3 separate regions of the Homo sapiens genome follow, and all the other regions are linked to region 1. A link is a loop called in an ENCODE intact Hi-C map of the cell type or tissue named here. Cell type or tissue: PC-3. All regions are shown on one strand. Each heading gives the region's core, and the rest is flanking DNA. Links, peaks and the distances in the headings are about the cores only.

Region 1 (5,857 bases), core at 1,505-4,004:
ACACAATCGGTTGAATAGCATTTGCATTCCAGTTCATGTCTTTTGTTGTTTATCTTTGATGGTAGCCAAGGATCTTGTGGAACATTTAATATATGAATTGTTTTGATTTCTTGCTTACTCTCAAGAACATGTTGTTTTCAGACTGACTTCTAAGTCTTAGATACCAGCCAATCTGTTCCTTCTGTATCTGAGAACCCCAATGGTCCAGCTCTAACCTGCTACACAAAGCCAGACATAAAACTTTTCCCTTCACATTTTTAAAATTAAGCAAGTAACAGAATAGCATTATATGGCATAATCTTTGTGCCTTCTAGCACTCGCATCAACCTAGTCACAAAGCTTGCCACAACAGCCTTTTATTTCTAACAGCGTTTACATTGCTATTTAAAGTAGATGTTGACAGGTTTTAACACTGAGTTCATTTATATTCATAACCTTTTATACAAACTCCAATATTTCAAGGTTAATGAAATCAGCACTCCTGAAACTGAGAACTAATATCCAAGAAGAATTCATATATGTAAAAAATATTGCTTCCTTCTCTTTGTTTCTTCTCGTTCAAAAACAGTATTCCTAAGAAAAGTCAAAATTATGGTCAGTAACAATTAACATGAGAATTTAATTGAGAATTAACATGGAAATTTTAATGTGAGAAACCTATAATCTATATTCTATCATCTTATTCTGAATGAAACACAAAGATATAGTCTACACACTTTCTTAGGAGCTTTTGCTAGTGCTTAATTACTGCTCCCAAGATGGTTTTTTGCTTGTCTGCTTATTGAAGCAGTTGTGTTCTGGGTGTTGGTTGCACAGTAATAGTTTTGATTTAAACCATGTGAAGCAAATCTGGTTCTAAGAATTAATGACACGTGTTTATAGATGGGTGGCATTTGAGAATCTACAGCATGTGTCAGCAAACTTTTTTTAAAAGAGCTAGATAGGAAAGATTTCAGGCTTTGCAGGCAAAAGATCTCTGTTGCAATTACTTAACTCTGCTATAGACAATGTGTAAATGAAAAGGTCCTAGTTGTGTTCCAATAAAACTTTTTTTTTTCTAGGTGAAGTCTCACTTTGCCACCCAGGCTTATGAAGTGCAATGGCACAATCATGGCTTGCAGCCTCAACCTCCCAGGCTTAAGTGATTCTCCTGCCTCAGCCTCCTGAGTTGCCGGGACTACTGGCATGCACCACAATGCCTGGCTAATTTTTTAATTTTTGTAGAGATGGGGTGTCCCCATGTTGTCTATCCAGGCTAGTGTCAAACTTCTGGCCTCAAGTGACCCTCCCCCCTCAGGCTTCCAAAGTGCTGGGATTACAATCATGATCCACCATGCCTGGCCAAACCTTCATTTTAAAAAGAAGATATTATGCCTGCAAGATATAGTTTGCTGACATCTGGTGTAGAAACTAGAAGAGCTTGTTCTAGATGTCAGTGGCACTAGTCATATCTTGATATTTCATGGCACTTAATAACAATGTAATGGCACACATGTTTCCAGATTTTGCTGTTTTCTGGCACCTTGCAGAACCAACACATGGTAGAGGCTTCTTAAGACTGGGTGAGACTTATGATTCTAGACCCTGATAGCACTTAAGTTTTTATGTTTGGTGATCCTTGTCACTTTGAGTACTTATGGCATATACAGTTCTAGAAGGTGGTAGTTTATGGCATTAAAAGTAATTTGCCAATCTTAAATTCATAGTCCTTATCCTATAGTAAACACTCGGAGAATGTTTGTTAAGTGAGTAAATGATCCTTACTTTAGTCTCCAAGAGGTGCTAAAAATTACATCTCTAATATTTACTAATTTCTCCACTCCATGGTGTATATTCAATAACTGGCAAGATAATTTGGGGAAAAAGATGAGCAAATCTGACCATGTGGTTTGGATTTTCATTAATCCATACCTTCAGGATTAGTTAAGGATCCTGGGATACGTAGGATTAATTAAGAATACATAGGGTACAGAACTACCTCTACCTAGTCATGTTAAATGTCATATCTGGGTGTCTGGTTCACCTGCTTTATAAATATCTCTTATTGAAGCTTGGTATATTTTCCAAAAGTGCTATAGAAAAATTTCTTCATGCCTCCCAAAAAGAGAATGCTATTATATTGAAGTCCTACTGGTCTCATTCCTAGATAAATTAATATAGAATTGTATCCCCCTTCTGCACCATTCCGAGAATGTGCTACACTGGGTTTACAAAACTCCAATTTTACAAGTAAAAGTATAAAATAATGAGAGTGAAGTAAGGGCTACCAGTTGACTTAAGAACATTGTTAGAAATAGACGGTTACTGTGCAAACATACACACAAATTCATTTATGCTTAATTGATTCCTTCTTTAAGTAAAATAACTAAGACAAGGTAGAAACATTTCTGTAGAAAAGGGAATGTGCAAGCGCCACAGAAAAGACATATTAACTAACCAAGGTTTTGGCACCATCATGTGGCCATTTAGATTTGTTTTATTTTATTTTTTCCAGAATTGTTGAAGTACGATTTACAAATAAATATTGTATATATTTAAGGTATACATTGTGATGTTTTGATATATGTATACATTGTGAAATGATTGTCATAATCAATCTAATTAACATACCCATTACCTCACATAGTAACCATTTTGTGTGTATGAGTGTGCATGGCAAGAACACTTAAGATCTACTCTCTAGACAAATTTTAAGTATGTGATACATAATTATTAACCATGCTGTACTTTAGATCTCCAGAACTCATTAATCTTACAACTGAAATTTTATCCCCTTTGACTAATATCTCCCCATTTCTCCTACACTTCAGTCTTCTACTCTCCATATCTATGTTTTACATATAAGTGAGATCACATGTGTATATCTTTCTGTTCCTGCCCTATTTCCCATAGCATAATGTCTCCTGGGTTCATTTATGTTATCACAAATGGCAGGATTTTCTTCTTCTGTAAGGCTCAATAATATTCCTGTGTGTGTCGCATTTCCTTTGCACATTCATTCGTCAGTGGACACTTACATTGGTTTCCATATCTTGAATAAATGCTGCATGAATGTGGGAGTGCAGATATCTCTTTGAGACAATAATTTTATTTTCTTTGGATATATACCCAGCAGTGGGATTGATGGATTGTATGGTAGTTTTATTTTTAATTTTCGAAGTACATCCATACCATTTTCCACAATGGCTGTACCTCCAACTATGTACAAAGGTTCCCTTTTCTCCACAGCCTTGCCAACACTGGTTACCTTTCAACTTGTTGATAATAATCATCGCAACTGTGAGGTTATATCTCACTGTGGTGTTTATTTGTATTTCTCTGATGATTAGTGATGTTGTGTATCTTTTTATATACCTGTTGGCCATTTATATTTCTTCCGTGGGAAAATATCTATTCAGTTTTTTTGCCAATGGTTTAATTAGGTTATTTGTGTTTTTGCTATTGAGGTCCCTTATATATTTTAGATAATAATCCTTTATAGGATATATGATTTGCAAATATTTTTGCCCATTCTATAGGTTGTCTTTTCATTTTGTTGGTTGTTTCTTTTACCATACAGAAGCTTTTTTGTATGATGTAGTCCATGTGTTGCCTGTACTTTTGGCAAAAAAATCATTACCAAGGCCAATGTCAAGGAACTTTTCCTCTATGTTTTCTTCTGGTAGTTTTATAGTTTCAGGTCTTATGTCTGTAATCCATTTTGAGTAGATTTTTGTGCATGGTGTAATATAAGGGCCCAATTTCATTCCTTTGCATGTGGATATTCAGTTACTCTAACATTATTTATTGGAGAGAATATCCATTCATCACTGTGTATTCTTGGCACCTTTGTTGAAGATTAATTGACTATACAAGTGTGGGTTTATTTCTGGGCCCTCTATGCTTTCCATTGGTCTATGTGTCTGTTTTATGGCACTATCATACTGCTTTAATTACTGTAATCTTTGTAATATTACTTGAAATCAGAAAGTGTAATGCCTCCAGCTTTGTTCTTCTTTCTCAAGATTGCTTTAGCTCTTCAGTGTCTTTTGTGGTCCTATATGAATTTAAGCACTATTTTTTCTATTTCTGTTAAAGAATGGCGTTGGAATTTTGATAGGGATTGCACTGAATCTATAAATCATTTTAGGTGGTATGGACATTTTGACAATATTAATTTTTCTGATCCATGAACATGGAATATCTTGTCATTTATTTGTGGCTTCTTCAATTATTTCCATCAATATTTTATAGATTTAGGATACAGATCTTTCGCTTCCTTGGTTAATTTTATTTCTAAGTATTTTTTATGCTATGATAAATGGAATTGTTTTCTAGATTACCTTTTTGGATAGTTTGTTATTTGTGTATAGAAACATAACTGATTTTCGTATGTCTGTTGTGCATCCTGCAACTTTACTAAATTTGTTTATCAGTTCTGACAGTTTTTTGGTGGAGTCTTTATGGTTTTCTATATGTCAGATCATGTCATCTTCAAACAGAGGCAATTTAACTACTTCCTTTAGAATTTGTATTACTTTTATTTTTTTTCCTTGTCAAATTACCCTAGCTAGAACTTCCAGTACTATGATAAATAGAAGTGGAGAGAATGGGCATCCTTGTCTTATTTCTGATCTTAGAGGAAAAGCTTTCAATTTTGAACATTGAGTATAATGTTAGCTGTGGTTTTCTTCATATTTGGTCTTTATTGTGGTGAAACAAGTCCCTTCTATATCTATTTTATTGAGAGATTTTTATAGTGAATGAATGTTAAATTTTGTCAAAAGTTTTTTCTACATAGACTGAGATGATCATAAGATTTTTGTCCTTTATTTTGTTAAAGTGGTATACCACATCAATTGGTTTGTGTATATTGAACTATCCTTTCATCTTAGGAATAAATCCCACCTGATCATGATGCATGATCCTTTTAATGTGCTGTTGTTTTCAGTTTGCTAGTATTTTATTGAAGATTTTGGTGTCTGTATTCATGAGGGATATTGACTTGTAGTTTTCTTGTGGTGTCTTTGTCTGGCTTTGGTATCAAGATAATGCTGACCTCATGAGTGAATTTAGAACCATTTCTCCTTTTTCTATTATTTGAAAGGGCTTAGAATGGATTAGCATTAATTCTTCTTTGAATGTTTGGTAGAATTCACTCATGAAGCCACCTGGTCCTGGGCTTTTATTTTATGGAGGGTTTTTGATTACTAATTCAATCTCTTTATTTGTTACTGGTCTGTTCAGACTTTCTATTCCTTCTTTATTCATTTGTTTATTTAAAATATTTCTTATAAACTTTTATGTTTATAAACTTCCCTCTTGGTACTGCCTTTACTACATCTCATAAGTTTTGGTATATTGTGTTTTCATTTTTCTTGAATTTTTAAAAAATTTATTTTTGTTTTCCTCTTTGACTCAATGTGTATTACTTAATTTCCATATATTTGTGAATTTTTCATTTTCTTACTGTTATTAATTTGTAGTTTCATTCCATTGTAGTCAGAAAAATACCTGGTATGATTTCAATCTTCTTAAATTTGTTAAGACTTACTTCGTAATCTAACATGCAATCTATCATGGAGAATGTTCCTTGTGTGCTTGAGAAGAATGTGTATATGTATGCTGTCGAGTAGAAAGTTCTGTATGTTTCTCGGGTCTATTTGGTCTATAGTATTACTCAAGTCAGCAATTTCTTTGTTAATTCTGTCTGGTGTTCTATCCATTTACTGAGAGAGGGATACTGAATTCTTCTACTATTATTGTATTGATGTCAATTTCTGCCTTCAGATCTGCCAATATTTGCTTTATGTATTTAGGTGCTCTAATATTAAGTGCATGTATATTTACAATATTTATGTTTTCCTGTTGAATTGCC
Region 2 (5,857 bases), core at 1,383-3,882, 280 kb before region 1:
TTGGGTGGAGTATTCTGTAGATTTCTATTAGGTCCAATTGGTCAAGGGTTGTGTTTAATTCCAGTCTTTCTTTGTTAGATTTCTGCTTCAGTGATCTGTCTAATGCTGTCAGTGGGGCTACTGAAATCTCCCTATATAATTGTGTGGCTAGGTAATTATTTTTTTTAGGTGAAGAATAACTTGTTTTATGAATCTGGGTGCTCTAATGTTGGTTATATATTTAGGATACTTCAGTCTTCTTCTTGGATCCAACCCTTTTTCATTACATAATACCCCTTCTTGTCCTTCTTGTTAGTGGTTTAAACACTGTTTTGTCTTTTATTTGTTGTTTTTATTTGCATGGTAGATCTTTCTCCATCCCTCTACTTTGAGCCTGTGGGTGTCATTACAGGTGAGATGGATCCCTGAAGACAGCAGACAGATAGGTCATGTTTTTTTATCTAGATTGCCATTCTATGTATTTTAAGTAGGGCATCTAGCCCATTTATATTCAGGGTTAGTATTGATATGTGAGATTTTGATCCTGTCATTGTGTTGTTAGCTAGTTGTTACGTAGACTTGATTGTGCAGTTGCCTGATAGTGTCTGTGGGCTATGTGCTTAAGTGTGTATTTGTGGTAGCAGGTGTTTTCCTTTAGATTTGAGGTTTAGCACACCCTTGAGGACCTCTTATAAGGCTGGCTTAGTTGAAATGAATTTCCTCATCATTTGCTTGTCTGCAAGGATTTTATTTCTTCTTCACTTACAAAGTTTAGTTTGGTGGAGTATGAAATTCTTGGTTGGGCCAGATGCAGTGGCTCATACCTATAACCACAGCACTTTGGGAGGCAGAGGTGGATGGATTGCTTGAGCCCCGGAGTTTGAGGCCAGCCTAAGCAACATGGCAAAACCGCATCTCTACAAAAATAAATAAATAAATACGAAATTAGCTGGGTGTGGTGGCACACACTTATGCTCCCAGCTTCTCGGGAGGCTGAGGTGGGAGGACTACCTGAGCCTGGGATATTGAGGCTGCAGTGAGCTGAGCTCATGCCACTTCACTCCAGCCTGGGTAAGAGAGTGAGACCCTATCTCATAAATAAATAAATTATTTTAAAAATAAAAATAAACTTTTGGTTGGCATTTATTTTCTTTCAGGATGCTGACAATAGGTCCCCAATCTCTTCAGGTTTCTGCTGAGAAGTCCACTACTAACTTGATGGGGTTACCTCTGTATGTGACCTGACCCTTATCTCTAGCTGCCTTTAAGATTGTTTCCTTTGCATTGAACTTGGTGAAGCTGATGACTATATGCCTTGAGATGATCATCTTGTATAGTATCTGGCCAGGGTTCTCTATGTTTCTTGAATACACATGTTGTATTAGTCCATTCTCATACTACTATAAAGAAATACCTGAGACTGGGTAATTTATAAAGAGATGAGGTTAATTGACTCACAGTTCTGCAGGCTGTACAGGAAGCATGGCTGGGGAGTCCTCAGGAAATTCACAGTCATGGCAGAAGGTGAACAGGAAGCAGGCTTGTCTTACATGGCTGGAGCAGGAGGAAGAGAGAGAGGAGAGGTGCTACACACTTTAAACAACCAGATCTCATGATAACTCACTCACTATCACGAGAACAGCATCAAAGGGGAAATCTGCCCTCATGATCCATTCACCAGGCCCCACCTCCAACACTGGGGATTATAATTTGACATGAGATTTGAGCAGGGACACAGACCCCAACCATATCGCATATCAACCTCTCTAGTGAGATTAGGGAAATTTTTGCGGACTATATCTTCAAATATATTTTCCAAGTTGCTTATTCTTTCTCCTTCTCTCTTTGAAAATTTGATCTCTTTATATAATCTCTTATTTCTCAGAGGTGTTGTTTATTCTTAATTATATGTTCTTTTTCTTCTTCTTCTTCATTTTTTGTCTGACTGAGTTGAGGAACTGGTCTTTGAGCCCTGAGATTCTTTCTTCAGCTTGATCTACTCTGCTATTAATACTTCGATTATATTATGGAATTCTTGTTTCTATGCAATTATTTTTCTAGTTTTCAGCTCTAGAATTTCAGTTTCGTTATTGCTTAAAATGGTTATTTTGTCTTTCAGCTCTTAGGTTGTTTTACTGGATTCTTTGGATTCCTTGGATTGGGTTTCAAATCTCTCCTGAACCTCAGTGAGCTTCCTTGCCATCCAGGTTCTCAATTCCATATCTGTCATTTCAGTCATTTCAGACTGGTTAAGAACAATTGCTATGGAGCTAATGGACTTGTTTAGTGATAAGGGGACTGGCTTTTTGAATTTCCAGAGTTCTTGCACTGATTCTTTCTCATCTTGGAGGGCTGTTGTTCCTTTAATTGTGATGTAAGTTGTTGGCTTCATTTCTGTATGTTTTCAGAGGTCAAAAGCTCTGTACAGGGTCTTTGTGGCCAAATTCTTGCCCTTGGTTTCACAGGGGGGTATATTAGCAAAATATCTCTTGTGTTGTAGTTTGGGCTGTGACCCAGTAGATGGTGCTTAAGAGTAAAGAGCAGTAGATAAGCTTTGAGCCACGCAGCTCCTTTGCATTTCCTCAAGTTTGCAGCTGTGCTCTGCAATTGGGGGGTGGGGAGAGGTGCTGGGTAGAGGGTTGGAGAGGAAGGTTTCTCCCTTACCAGGTCCATTCCTGGGCCTTGGGAGAGCCTCCCTCTCTGATCACTGCACTGTGCCCGTGTTTCTTTTGTTAGGTGTTCCAGGCTGCTGGAGTCCTTCAGGCAGAAGCCACAGCAGGGAGATAGATCACATCCTTTCCAAACTGGCCCTGTGGAGGGAGAAACACCCTGGTCCCACACTATCCCACAAACCTACGTCTCTTCCCTCTCAGTGCTCTGAGAGGGTAAGCTCCTCCCCAACTCGAGTGGACCCCAGGCTTAGCAATCCCAAGTGGTGCATGGCAGCCCTGGGCTGCCAGGACTGGCCTGTGGCTCCATCATCCCCACCCTCTGGGTTGGGTTCCAGGTGTGCTGGGGGATTTGAAGTGCTCCCAGGCTGCTGGGAATGCACTCAGATGGAGCAAAGTACCCAGGTTGGTCATCGAGGCTGTATTATGTATAGTCTCCTGGTTGGTGGCCAGGCAGGGGGCCTGGGAAGGACTGGCAGGCAGGCAGACCTACAGGGAAGTCAGCTCCACTTCCTCCTGGCCACAGTTAAACGGGGCCAGAGTCTCTTGGAGGAAGATGGGGAGCCCTGGGATATGGCCGACAGAGCTGTCCTGTGTACGGAGGCCCCTGGCTCCCTACTGGCTTAAGGCCCACTTCCATCTACTATCTGGGAAGATCCCCCTGCCAACTCAACTGTCCATGTGTGATGTGGGGTCCCCTGCAGCTAGGATCCCTAGAGGTACACAGCAACAGTGGGCGGTCCCACAGTCCCTTCACTCACCCCTTCCCCAAGAGCCATTTGGAGGTGGGAACCAACTCTAGCATTCGAGCACCATGCCCAGGGTTCCCAGCTTTCTCTCTCTTCAGTCTCAGCTTCTATGTCACTTCTGCATCCAGTCTCAGTATTTTCTCTCCAAAAATCTGTTCAAATTATGTTGGTTTAGTCAAAATATTCGTCTCTTTCAGTGGAGTCAGCACTTCCCAGTTGCATCTAGTTGGCCATCTTGTTAAAAAGTCTCTAATGATTTTTGTCAAGATTGCCAAGACCATTCAATGGAGAAAGGACAGCCTTTACAACAAATGGTGCTGAGAAATTGGATATCCACATGCAGAAGAATAACATCTTATTGCCTAACATCATATACCAAAATTAACTCAGATTTGGTCAAAGACCTAAAACTATAAAAGTCTTAGAAGAAAACATACAGCAAAAGCTTCATATCATTACATTTGTCAGTGATTTCTTGGATATAACAACAAAGGCACAGGTAACACAAGGAAAAATAGACAAATTGAATTTCATAAAATTAGAACTTTTGTGCATCAAAAGACAAAATCAACAGAAAGAAAAAGGAAACCCACAAAAATGGAGGCAATATTTGCAAATTATATATCTGGCAAATGATTAATATCTAGAATATATAGAGAATTCCTAACATTTAACAACACAAAAACAGATAACCCAATTTAAAAATGGTAAAGGACTTGAATAGACATTTCTCCAAAGAACACACACAAATGGTTATAAATCACATGAAAAGATGTTCAGCTTCACTAATCACTAGGGAAATGCAAATGAAAACTACAAGGAGATACCACCTCACACCCATTAGGATGGCTACAATTTAAAAAAACAAAATAACAAGTGTTAGTGAGGATGTGAACTAATTGCAGCAATGTTGGTGGAAATGTCAAATGGTATAGCAGCTGTGGAAAAGAATATGACTGTTTTTCAAAAAACTACCATATGATCCAGCAATGTCACTTCTGGGTATATACCCAAAAGAATTGAAAACAAACCTCCAAGAGATATTTTTACCCCAATGTTCATATCAGCATTATCCACAATAGCTAAAATGTGGAAGCAATGCAAGTGCCCATCAACAGATGAAGGGATAAGTGAAATGTGGTATATACATACAATTGAATATCATTCAGCCTTAAGAAAGAAATTCTCACATACATTTATACCACAGGTGAACCTTGAGAACATTATATTAAGTGAAATAAGCCAGTCACAAAAAGACAAACACTGTATTATTCCACTTACAAGATATTTAGAGTAATCAAAATCACAGAGCTGATGTTAGTAGAATAATGGTTACCAGAGGTTGGGGGAAGGTAAAAGGGAGATTTATTGTTTAATGAGTAGAGAGTTTCAGTTTTAATCTAAGATATTGAGACACTAATATATTTTATCTAATATATGGGTTTAAAAGCTCTTGCTTCTCACTACAGCAATAACTACAAGTTTGGTTTTAGAGTATTTATATTGAGAGAAATTTCCATTTAATTACCAGACAAGCCATTTAACTTGAAGTTGATTCTTTGCATAGTAGAAACTATTAAAAAATCAAGCAAAACATTTTAAAGTAGATACTTTTTTTAAAAAAATTGAGGGTTTATTTTCCTGTAATCTATAGTTTTAAAAAATTAGTCATTCAGAATATTGTTTGAGAATACTGAAAGTATAGAGGGTAATTATACTAAAAGCTAAAATGAGTCTTTGATGTACACTTTAAGTGCAGGAATCATTTATCCTGGCTGGAATAGAGTTAATGGCAATGCAACATACTTAGAATAAGGAATTCCCTTGAATATGCTCACATAGACATATATTCCTTTTGAAACATCATTACCAATAAATATTTTAGGTCTATTAAGCGTTTTTTGGTCACTCATTCTTTCTTACCCAAGATTTTTTACTTTGGTGTCAGTGCTGTCCCTTCTATCAACTTTATTATGCTTCCTTGAAACTTGTAAATTTGGAAATTGCCTAACAAAACATTCAAAGTCACAATGCCAACAAGCTAAAGAATATCAGAGAAAAGAAAATGCCAAAAACTCACAGAGAGTAAGCAGGAAAAAAGGCTGAGACCATCACCATGCCAAGGGACCTTTCTAACACAAGAACTCCCCATCATCTCCTCAAATCTATGACTAACAATTGACTACAGGCCCCAAATGCTTTTCTTCTTTAAATTCAGCCAAGTTCACTTAGAATGTTTTCACTTGTCATTTAACAAACATTAGACAAAGATCTACTGTGTCAAGAACAGAGATAGATAATAACTAAAAAGAATGAGTCTACTTAGCATTAAAGATAAAAAGACAAGTAAGTTATAGTCCCAATCTGTCAGGATCTCAGAGTCCAATAAGAAAGGCAAACATGTATATACATAATTATAATCAAGGGCTATTTGGGCAGTGAGGGAGTGTGTACAAGGTA
Region 3 (5,857 bases), core at 1,931-4,430, 120 kb before region 1:
AAGCAAGAATCACCTATCTAAACACTTGCACCTCCAGATCTTTGAGAATTTATTATTATACAATAGATAACCTGAACCGCATAGCATTTCACTTATTGAAAGAAATAGTTAACTGCAAATCAAGATAGGCCTTTTTTCTACTCTTGCTTTATAAGGTTTATGTAGAAATGGTCCTAGAATGAGGATTACAATCCTGCAAGCTTTATTGCAGTCTCAATCTAATGTTCACTTCAGAGTTTATTTCAGTGTTCATTTCAATGTTTATTTCAGAGTATCAATCCAAGTAAAAATAGATTCTATTATTTTCTTTCAAAATAATAACCACTATTACTTACTTTTTCATTATCCCCCAGTTCTCTTCACGTAGAAACAGCTAAACCTTTCTAAAACTTTTCTAAAACAGCTGTATCTATTCATCCTTAAAAGCCTTGTTAAAATAGGCTTTAATGTTATTGTTAGCAAGCAATCAGTTGCATCAAGCGTTTTATAAACTATAGGCTTTCATATCTGTATTTTCATGAATGAAATGCTAGAGGATAGAAATGATCACTGCCTGGAGGCTGAGCTGATAAGACACTAGGATGATGGGTAGACATCAGTGAAATGCAGATCCTTATAAAAAGCATGATGTTTTCCAGGTTAACCATAGTTTTCTAGAGCTGTTCAACCATGACTCATTGAAGAAGATATATATTTTAATGGTTATAATTAAATATACTGAAAACTAAAGTATAAAACGATAGCATCTACTATTGTTACTATTTTCATTTTTTGAGTGAAGAGTTTAAAATTTTTTCTGTTTTTCTCATTTACTACCTAAATTAGGAACTTCATCTTTTCTCAAGCAGTGGCTCACTCATTGATTTATCCATTTATTTATTCCACAAATTGGATGTCTACTATTTGTCAGACACCATGTCAGGTTCTAGCAATACCAAGATGAACAAGACAGACTTGGTCATTACCACAGACTTTATATTGTAGCAAAGAAAGAGGCATTAAACCAATAATAAAGTGTTTTAAGAGTTATAAAGTGCACCAGGAAAGGGAGGAGTACAAGGAGTTTTGCAGGCACATAAGAGAAGCATCTAAACCAGTTCTGAAGGCCTGAGAAAGCTTCCAGTTTATTATATAATTTAATCACCATAACACTATTATGTCTCAGCTTTTGAACAATTTTAGGAATAAAGCAACGAAGTGGCAGAGGGAACCAAAATATTATCTTTTCTTTTTAAGGCTTACAGTATATAACTTAGCATGAAAGCCAAAAATCCCTGCTATCTGCATCCCAGAATTAAGTGTGGTCATGTATCCAGACCATGTGGTACTAGACCATGTTAAGCAAGAAGCACAGAGCTGAACTAGGCATGCCAGTTATTACTTCCAATTTTACCACTCAAGCAAATCACTAGTGAGTTAAAAAGAAAGAAAAAAGCAGAAAGACGTATGAAATCTCACATCAGTAGAATTTCTTCACTTGGAAGAAACCACTGTGAGTGGGTAAGAAGCAAGTGATTTATTTATGCAAGAAAAAAACCATTACCTTTTTCTCTAGCTAGTTTCTTTTTGTCCTGCTGTTCTTTTTAACAAAAGAAAAATCACTCTGAAAGTCATCTCCAACATGCTGATGGTTTCTATTAACAGCAAATACCTATTGCACAAATGGCTCAAAATTTAATAAATAACTTTGATGTATAAAACTATTCTCTTGCCGATTCATCAATAAGAGTGAAAATGCAGTTTGACCAGATTGGACACTTCAAATGCTTTCTCTTATTATTACCATATGCTTTTCCAAGTGCAAAGCTGAGTGTCTAAGTCATTCCACTTAAAATGCAGTCGATTCCTGTAATAAATGCTCATTGAAAAGTTTCTGCCAAGAGTTTTATGCTAATTTTTCTCTGTTCTACCCTTTGAAGAATATGATAAAAATGTTTTCATTTTTAAAAACTAAGGAGAAAAAATGTTTAATGAAAATTTTGAGTATTTCCACGTCTCACATTTTCACTCCCTGCCCTTCATCAAACTCAATATTTCATTTGTCCACCCTCTACATAAGTGAACTTTTCATGCCAAAAATATTCCAGAAACAGAGCTGAACACTGGTACTTGGTAAAGTGCATAAATAAAATAGTGTGTGCACAGATGTTTTATAAACTATAAAGCATAAATAGATGTAAGGAGATTTGTAAGAGTTCTCATTTTGTAAAGGTAATAGGATCCCTTTAATAAATTGATGAGAAAATTTATATTTCAAAGCGATGTGCCAAATGAAAAGTTGGGATAATTTTTAAATTGTTCATTATTTAAATATTTTCACATATGAACATGTTTTCACACATATAAATATGTTCATTTACATTTAAAATTAACATATTTTAATATTAAATTATTCATTAATAATAAACTTCCTGGATGTCAGCAGTAATTGTTAAAAAAAAAAAAAAAAAAAAAAAGGCAGTGGGTTGAGTGAAGAGGAGGCCCCAAATCTCCTTATACTCCAAGTAAAACTGTCTCTCACCAGCCTTAGCCTCCACCAGCACAAGCGATGAGGGAGACATTGAGCTTGTGCTCTTGACAGGGACTCTCCTGTCCTCGGCACCATTACCCCAACACAGCCTCACCATACCTACCTTTCCTAGACACCATCAGCATTAATTTCATATGCTTTCAAAATTATGAACATCCAAATCTCAGTTTATCCTACATCCCGTATGGCTCTGTACAATCCCTATTCTGACCCATCCACCTTTCTCCAAGTCCCAAATCCTTCCACTGTACTCTCTGGAACTCATGGTGAAGCACCAACGAAAGCCCCTTCTTCAAATGCCTGTGGCTGGGTTTTAAAACACAGTGGTTATTACGTACATTGAGATTCAAGATGGACCATCTGAGTTGAATTCCCAGCTCTTCCCCTCACTTCTCACAGGATCATAAGCAAGGTACTTAACCTCTTTATGCTCTAATTTCCCCATCTATCACATGGAGTTAAAATAATACCTTCCTTGGAGAGACTGTTTTAAGGATTAAATGAATATATAGAACATCGTTGAAGAGTTCCTGACACACAGTAAGTGCTTAGTATCTTTTTTTTTTTTCTTCCTTTGTTTTCCTGCTCTCAGTGAGCTCTGGCTCTCACCTGAGAGGTTGATTTCCCTGAAGTTCCACCAGGTGGTGTCTGTTTCTTTCCTCACATTCCTCATGCCACTGAGACTGACGGATGAATGGAAGTCTTCCTTGCATCTCGGTATTCTTTCCAAGTCATGATCCCTCCCTTCTCCCAACTACCCCCTCCAACTCTGAAGTTCACGCATCAATCTGTGCTTCCCACTACTCCTCTTTATAGCAGTCATCTACAGACTACCAGACCATCCCCACATTCCTTGAGGATTCCAACTTCTGGACCATTGTTGTTCATCTCTATTATTGTCATTATTTCGGGCAATTTCAAAGTCCATGAGTCTGATCCTTTCAATTCATTTTCCTGACCACTTCACCTCCAGTAATCTTCTCCTTAACTTTAACAACTCACTCTCTGTTGTACCCTATATATAGACCCTGCCATTGCCAATAAGTTTATCCCCTTCCCATAGTCTGAGTCTCTGATCATTGTCTCCTGTCTTTCAGCTCACTCCTTTACTACTCTTGACTCCAAAAATTATTTGTCCTCCCAGTTTTTTACAGCCTTATCTACTAATTCCCCTGTATCCAGACTTCCCTGTATATGAATTTATAGTGCATGGTCTGTCATTACAGTCTCTTTCTTCTTGTGCTTTCACATTTTATTGTACTCTCCTGCCAAACTCAACCAAAATGTAGCTCTTTTAAAACACTGTGCTTTCCTCCAGACAGATGAATATGGTTCGTGAAGATTTCAAACTCAGGCTGATTTATCTTACTTTACATTCATAATCACTAGCCTAAGAAAGTTTTCAAATGGGCCCAGTAATGATACTCTTTCCCTAGTCCTTTTGCTCTCCTCCTCTACCAATTACTATTTTACAGTTTCTCTCTCCTTAAACTTCCAATACATTCGTAATCCTTACTCTCAGTTGAGAATAGTACTTTCTATTTCACTGAGAAAATAGAAGTAATTTGAAGACAACCTCCCCACATTTCCGTCACAATTATGCTGGACATTCTCGATTTTCCCCTTGAGATCCATCCCTGCCCTTCTCCACTGTGTTCTGTGCCCTGGGAGGCTGCGCTGTATGGACTGCACCAGTTTCTTGCCCTCTGGATACTGATTAGTTGAGCCAATGGGAGGGTCAGAGAACTCAGGGTGGGAGGAGAGTGAGATCCAGGGCTTTGTTTCCCTGGCTCCGTCTGTTCTGAGCTGTGAGTTGGTAATTGCTATACTGCCTCTCCCGAAGTCCCCAGGTCCTCTCCTGCGGCCCTCTCCTACAGTCATAGTTCCAGCTAGAGCTCATGCTGGGGTCCAATAACAGCCCTTTCACTTGACTCTCCAGGCCTAGAGTGGTGACAGCTCCCTGCTATTGCTCACATAAGGTGCTTCTCCAGCTCTTGCTAGTTTCTTCAAATTTCCTACTCTTGTAAGTAATTACTTTATTAACCTCTCCTCAATTACCCCATTTGAGTATGCTATCAGTTTCCTGCCAGCATTCTCCTGACTCATTCCAATCTGCCCCATTGTTCCCTTGTCCTCTGCCAGCCCTTCTGTTACAAAGATGAACAGTGTAGCTCTTTTCTAAGCCTCATCCCTGCATTTGTCTGCAACTCTCTCACCTATTAAAGGATGCCCCACTAGCAATTAATCATTTTCCCTCCTTCATCATTTTTTTCTCTCTACTGGATCATGTCTATCAGTACATAAACAAACTAAAACAGCGCTAATAAAAAAAAAAAAACCTTCCCATTACCCTCAACAGTGACTCCATTTACCTCTTCCACTTTAAAGCAAAATTCCTCCAAAGCATGATCGATTCCATCTCTAATGCCTTCCCTAACATTATCTCCAGATCTCACTCCATTCAGACTTCTACCACTCAACTATAACAGCCCTCCTACAGGTTACCAATGACCTCCCCATTGGTAATCCAATGGTAAACTCTCAGTCATCACCTGAGTTGACCCATCAGCAGCATTTGATACAGATAATCACTTCTTTCTCAAAATGCTTTCTTCCCTTGGCTCCAGGACACCCTTTTCTCTTGATTATTTACTACCTCACCGGGCATTCCTTTACAGTATATTTTGCTGGCTGCTCCCTATTTAGTGTTGAAATACTGTAAGACTCAGTTCTTGGACCTTTGTTTATTTAAGTGACCTTATCCCGCTTCACATTTTAAATTCCATTTTTTCTCTAGCCCAATCCCTCCTGTAAACTACAGGTTCCTGGTATACCTAACTGTCTAGTCAACAAACTTGAAGGTGTACAAAATCAAACCGCTGAATCCTCCCTACCCACGTCTCAAGCTATTTCTCCTAAATTTCCCCATCTCAGTAAATGGCAAATTTATCCTTCCAGCTGCTCAGGCATTAGAGTCATCTTTCACTCCTCTCTTTTGTAGCATCCTATATCGTGTCCATCATCAAATCCTGTTAGCTATACCCTCAGAATACACCCAAAATCTTATGTCTTCTCACCATCTCCACATTTGTCCCTTGATTTAAGCCAGCACCATTTCCTGCCTGATTACTGTAATAGCCTCCTGATTCCTCTGCTCAGTTGAGATCTTCCATGGCATTCAATGTAATAGAATTCAACTTCCTATTCTCCTTACTCAGTTTTATTTTCCTTCACAGCACTTATCTGACACAATCTATATTTACGTATTTGGTTATTTTATATCACCCCTTACCAGAAATTAAACCGTATGAGAGCAAGGATCACTGT

Evidence for each region. Hi-C counts contacts between places; a loop is a spot of excess contacts. Peaks named below come from ENCODE experiments on the same cell type or tissue, not always from the same donor. Only the 100,000 strongest peaks of a DNase experiment are listed, where the experiment ranks them.
Region 2: a loop joins it to region 1, with 8 times the contacts of the local background. A loop is called at or near these places in 7 of 110 quality-filtered maps.
Region 3: a loop joins it to region 1, with 27 times the contacts of the local background. A loop is called at or near these places in 5 of 110 quality-filtered maps.

What each region holds. Positions count from the first base shown.
Region 1 is chr3:25,840,107-25,845,963 of GRCh38, reverse strand. The region is part of intron 3 of LOC105377000 (a long non-coding RNA gene); the gene reads right to left. Among named protein-coding and RNA genes, the nearest start is that of LINC00692, 31 kb to the left of the region's middle. In PC-3, for the core only: CTCF peaks have their summits at 2,247 and 2,447 (motif pointing left); no DNase peak of the experiment used is centred there.
Region 2 is chr3:26,115,057-26,120,913 of GRCh38, reverse strand. No RefSeq gene overlaps it. Among named protein-coding and RNA genes, the nearest start is that of LINC00692, 240 kb to the right of the region's middle. RefSeq lists an enhancer at 2,573-3,072. In PC-3, for the core only: a CTCF peak has its summit at 2,486 (motif pointing right); no DNase peak of the experiment used is centred there.
Region 3 is chr3:25,959,771-25,965,627 of GRCh38, reverse strand. The region is part of intron 1 of LOC124909357 (a long non-coding RNA gene); the gene reads right to left. Among named protein-coding and RNA genes, the nearest start is that of LINC00692, 89 kb to the right of the region's middle. In PC-3, for the core only: CTCF peaks have their summits at 2,953 and 3,152; a DNase peak (open chromatin) is centred at 3,187.